Regions from separate parts of the Homo sapiens genome. Here region 2 is linked to region 1. A link is an interaction called in ENCODE POLR2A ChIA-PET data of the cell type or tissue named here. Cell type or tissue: K562. All regions are shown on one strand.

Region 1 (2,500 bases):
GTTCCCCATTCCCTTTTTTTTTTTTTTTTTCTGTTTTCTGTTTCTGATGTGTTTGTTTTTAGACAGGGTCTCACTCTGTCACCCAGGCTGGAGTGCAGTGGTGCAATCTCGGCTCACTACAACCTCTGCTTCCCGGGTTCAAGCGATTCTTCTGCCTCAGCCTCCTGAGTAGCTGGGATTACAGGTGCATGCCACCACGCCCGGCTCATTTTTTTTGTATTTTTAGTAGAGACAGGGTTTCACCGTGTTGGCCAGGCTGGTCTCAAGCTCCTGACCTCCAATGATCCACCCACCTCGGCCTCCCAAAGTGCTGGAATTATAGGCGCGTGCCCGGCCTGCCCCATTCTCTATATGAAGAGACTAAATTGAGACTTTACGCAACTTACCTGAGGTCATTTACATATTAAGAAACAGAACTAGAATTTGATTCCAGGTCTGTCTGACTCTAAAGGCTATTTTTTTTTGTTTTTTGAGACAGGGTCTCCCTCTGTTGGAGGGAGAGTGCTTGTCTGATGAAGTTCATATGCTAATATGGATACACATGTGTAGACCTTCAACTTTAAGAGATGTTGTCACAAATGGGTACACATATCATTCAAAGAACACTACCCGCCATTATCTATCCCTTCCCTCCTGTTCCCACTCCCTCCCTCCCGCTCCTTCCCTTCCTTCACACAGGGCATGGCCAGTGCCCCTGCATGGACTGCAGTGTGAATGACGCACCCTGGAGTTGCGCAAAGCAGTGCTCCTCTTCTGGTCCATCTTATACTAAGAAACAAACCAAATGGAAGACAGCCATCTAGCACCTTCAGGCGGAACATGATAGCACATATGCTCAAGGTGACACACAGAGTAATACAATCAGACTCAAAAGACCTCATTCAAAATGCATACCAGCCAGAGTTCAGAAGCTTACAAATTAACCCAAGAGCAGAGGTACTGACATCAGGCTACCTGAGTTCCAATCTCAACTCTACTTCTTTTTAAGCAGGAGATCTTAAAAATTACTTAACCCATCTAAATCAGTCTCCATGTTTGTAAAATAGGAATGAATAGCTACATCTATTGCATCAGATTGAAGTGGAGGATTAGGTGATGTGATACTTGCCGAGGGCCTAGCACGGTGCCTGGCCCATGGCAAACATTTAAAGATGTTAGCTATTTACTATTATTACAATTAGTTTTTGTTGTAATACTATTTAAATGCAGTCATTACATCACACAGGTTCACAGAATAAAATAACCAGAAAGACTTATTTACATACACGGTCACTCAGAATGTTTTCCTTCCAGCCGGGCGCAGTGGCTCACGCCTGTAATCCCAGGCCAAGGTGGGCGGGTCAGGTAGTCAGGAGATAGAGACCATCCTGGACAACATGGTGAAACCCTGTCTCTACTAAAATACAAAAAATTAGCTGCTTGTGGTGGTACGCGCCTGTAATCCCAGCTACTCGGGAGGCTGAGGCAGGGGAATTGCTTGAACCCAGGAGACAGAGATTGCCGTGAGCTGAGATCACACCACTGCACTTCAGCCTGGCAACAGAGACACCATCTCCAAAAAAAAAAAAGAATGTTTTCCTACCAAGTTCTGGGAGACCAAATTCTTCAGCGGTCCCCCATGCAAGGATCAGATAGGATCCTGATTCTGAATTTAAGGGGACAACTCCCTGAGTGCTCATACAGAAGAAGGGTTCCGAGCTGGTTCGTGGTTGTCTAAGCCTGTGGTATGTAGAACGAGAGAACCACATCTAGCAGGATGTGAGTCTCTCCAGTGTACTATAAAATCACATAGATCTGTGCAGCAGAGCAGCTCCACACTGCTGTCCTAACACATCCAACACTTTCCAAGTCATCAAGGGAGATGCCTCCTCTCCTGGACACCCACCCCCATCAGTAGCAGACACTCTGCAGCACACCTCAGCAAATCCATGCAAATGTGAACGTGTGTGGTTTCAGCCTACCGCTTCCCTTCTCCTCCTGTCTGCTCCCTACCACCCCCATCTTCTTCCTGAGCCTACCCTTTTCTCCTCACACCTCACCCAATCTACTCATGCCCACCTTAAGCATCTTGCAAAGTGCAAGAGACAGCCTCCTTGCCACCTCCTTCTCACTGGGGACAGGCCACCATCCCAATCTGGTGCCAGAGCTGGGAGGCCTGGAAAAGATTCAATATATGCAAATCAAGACCTAGCTTCATCTTCCTCTTCACTTCCTTACCTCTCCCTCTCTCCTTCCCTTCTTCCTCCCTCCTCTTCTCTGCCTTAGCGATCTTTCTTTGCCCTTTACAACACTCCTTTTCCTGCTTGTCTCATTCCCTGCCATACTCGTTCTTTCTCTCTCTTTTGGACAAAACTTATTTGCACAAAGTAAGCTCTCCTTAAATATTTATAAAAGGGGAAGGGTCTAGAAGAGATAGGTAGAATTAAAAGGGAAGAATCAAAGTACTGTTTGTTTTCTTTTTAAATATAGAAGGTAAGATTTAGAGATGATAGAATGATAG
Region 2 (2,500 bases), 180 kb after region 1:
CCTTTCCCCTCCCTCCTTTCTCTTAATCCCCAGGACGGAGCCCTGCGCGGGAGAGGAGAGGGCCTGAGGGGAGGAGAAAGGAACAGCACTGAGAGGGGCCAGGAGCCCAGGAAGGGGAGGGAAGGGCAGCCGCGGGCCAGGGGTGAGCCTGCGGGCCACGCGCGACCCCCGGAGCCTTCGCAGCCCTCTCAGTGTCCCCACTCCCAGCCCAGGCGAGTCCACAGGACCCGGGCCCCTGCTCCTCCCTCGCCTTCTCTTTGCTCCTTCTTTTGCTTTGTGGCCTTTCTTTCCCTTCCCAGAGACACCTGGGAGCTGCCCCCAAGCTTTGGGGCGCCCCGCGGGGCCCTGCCAAGGGTGCGTGTGAGAGAGGGCGGCGGAGCCGGCGCCGGGTGCCAGGGGCCGAGGGTGGGAGCGGGAGCTCGTGGCCCTGCGCCCTGGAGCCGAGGACTGGAAGGGGGCTGGGCCCCTCCGCCGCCTGGGCGCAGGCCGCGCGTCGGGAAGGCAGTCCCGCCTGTTCCAGGGGTGCCTGCGTGCTGGTTGCTGCTGCCCGGGGCGAGGCGCCGTAGCGGCGACCTCAGACCCCCGGGCGCGCTGAGTGAGTGCGCGCGTGAAAACCGCCGCACCGCCGGGGGTGCGAGTGTCTGGGCCGAAGCGGCCACTCCAGCGACCCAGCCCCACGGCCACGCTCTCGGGGGCCTTTGGCTCCAGGCAACTTGGGGCAAGCGTCTCAGTTCTCGCTCTCCCTTCCTCCCAGCGGGGTCGCCGCAGACCCCAGCCCTGGGAGCACCGCTCTGCAGCGCGGCCGGCGGGTGGAGACGGTTGGCCCCTAAACTCGCTCGTCCAGCCCAACCGCCCCGGCGGCTTCTCCCAGCCCTCGAGGCTCTCCTGAGCGGCCTGGAGAGGCGTCGAGCGCAGCCCAGCGCCCGCCTGCTCACCCGCCCCGGCCCGGGAAGGGAATTTTCGGATCCTGCGAGCCCGGGGCGCCCCCGCGGCCTAGGGCGGGCAGCTCCCGGGGCCTGGCCGAGCCGGTGGCGCCCGGGAGGCCGCGGGGACAGCACGCAGCGCGCGCCCTTGGATGCCGTCCCGCAGCGACGCCCCGGCCCGCCCCGCTCCTCCTCCTGCCTGGCTAGCCTGCCTCTCATTTGGGAAGTTTTGTGGGTTTTCTTTCTCCTCCTCCAACCTTGGCGGAGGCCACGACTCAGGCGCCACAGCTGGGGGCTAGAGGCCGCGGACCATGGTGCGGGGCAGCCACCGCTGAAGTCAGCAAAACCGAGCCTGGCCTGAGGCAGGCTGCGCGGGAGGCCAAAGCCATGGCCATTGCCACGTCGGTGAGTCCACCAGGGAGTGGAGGCTGCCGGGGAGAGACCTCCACGGCCTGCCCTGCGCTCCTGTCACTTTATTTCTGCCCTCTCTTTGTCTCTCTCCTTGGTCCCTTTCTTCTCCAGGAGGCTGTGTCCCCCTCCTCTCACTTTTGTTTCCCTTCTCCCTCTCACTCCTCATCCCCTGCTCCTCCTGGCTCCGGGCTCGCCCCTCTTCCCCGCCCCCTCCCCATTCTCCTTTTTCTTCCTAGAGGCTGCGCCTGAATGGAGGGGAAGGGGCAAGCGTAGCCCGAGTCCTATCTGCTCCTTTTGGGCGGGAACAGATGGCCACTGGTGGTTGGCAGAGGCTTGTGGTTGGGAGGCAAGTAAAAGGTTTGGAGGGGGCTGAAAGGACCTAGTGGCTCACGGAAAACGGAAAACGAGAGGCTGAACGACCCCAGGAGGCCCATCTCGAGACGAGGGATAAGGAAAAAAGGGAGATAGAGCAAAGGAGGGAGATCAAGAAAGAGAAGACAGAGGGAGGAGGGGAGGTGATGTCAGCCAGAGCCTCAGGCCACTTTCCAGGGATCGGGACAAAGGGAGGAGACAGCTGGCATGATGGGACAGTGGGAGGAGGCCTCCCAGAGAGCACAGAGGCTCTCTGCCACCTACATTAGGCTGGCCATTCCCTCACCAGTCAGCTGGGCTGCTGGGGGATAGAGCAGGAGTGGTCACACCCATCATCAATCAGTCCATCAACAACTCTGTCCTGCAATGGCAGGGCCCAGAGGCTTGGCTCCATTGGACAGAACTCAGTCCTAACACCGGGAGGAGCGCTCTACAGCCCCACCTCTGCTTTCTGTTCTACAGTCTATGCAGTCTGAATCCAGGCAGCTTTGTTCCCTTTCCACCCTCTTCTAGGTCCTGCCTAAGATTCCCAGGGAAGCGAGGCCGTCACCTGCTTTCTGTTCCCTTCTCAGTGGGGACTCTCGGAGAGAGACTGGAAAGAGAAGCACAGAGCCACCCAATGTCCTCCCATACCCTTTGAGGACAGGTTCAAGTTTGGTTCTTTCTCAGACCAAACTCCATTTTTTTTTTTTTTTTGAGACAAGGTCTCACCCTGTCACCCAGGCTGGAGTGCAGTGGCACAATCACGGCTCAATGCAGCCTCGACCTCCTGGGCTCAGGTGATCCACCTACCT

What was found. ChIA-PET counts read pairs that join two places held together with the same protein. Peaks named below come from ENCODE experiments on the same cell type or tissue, not always from the same donor. Only the 100,000 strongest peaks of a DNase experiment are listed, where the experiment ranks them.
Region 2: POLR2A ChIA-PET joins it to region 1 with 8 read pairs; 2 of 35 experiments call an interaction of 5 or more read pairs at or near these places.

Annotation. Positions count from the first base shown.
Region 1 is chr14:23,541,814-23,544,313 of GRCh38, reverse strand. The region is part of intron 1 of ZFHX2 (zinc finger homeobox 2); the gene reads left to right. It also overlaps a transcript of THTPA not described here. Among named protein-coding and RNA genes, the nearest start is that of ZFHX2, 8.7 kb to the left of the region's middle. In K562, no CTCF peak of the experiment used is centred here; no DNase peak of the experiment used is centred here.
Region 2 is chr14:23,363,836-23,366,335 of GRCh38, reverse strand. It overlaps EFS (embryonal Fyn-associated substrate), which reads left to right and starts at 1,164. Exons shown (of 6, transcript NM_005864.4): 1 at 1,164-1,328. The coding sequence starts at 1,311. RefSeq lists an enhancer at 2,066-2,500. In K562, no CTCF peak of the experiment used is centred here; no DNase peak of the experiment used is centred here; H3K4me3 peaks cover 203 bases; H3K27me3 peaks cover 2,027 bases.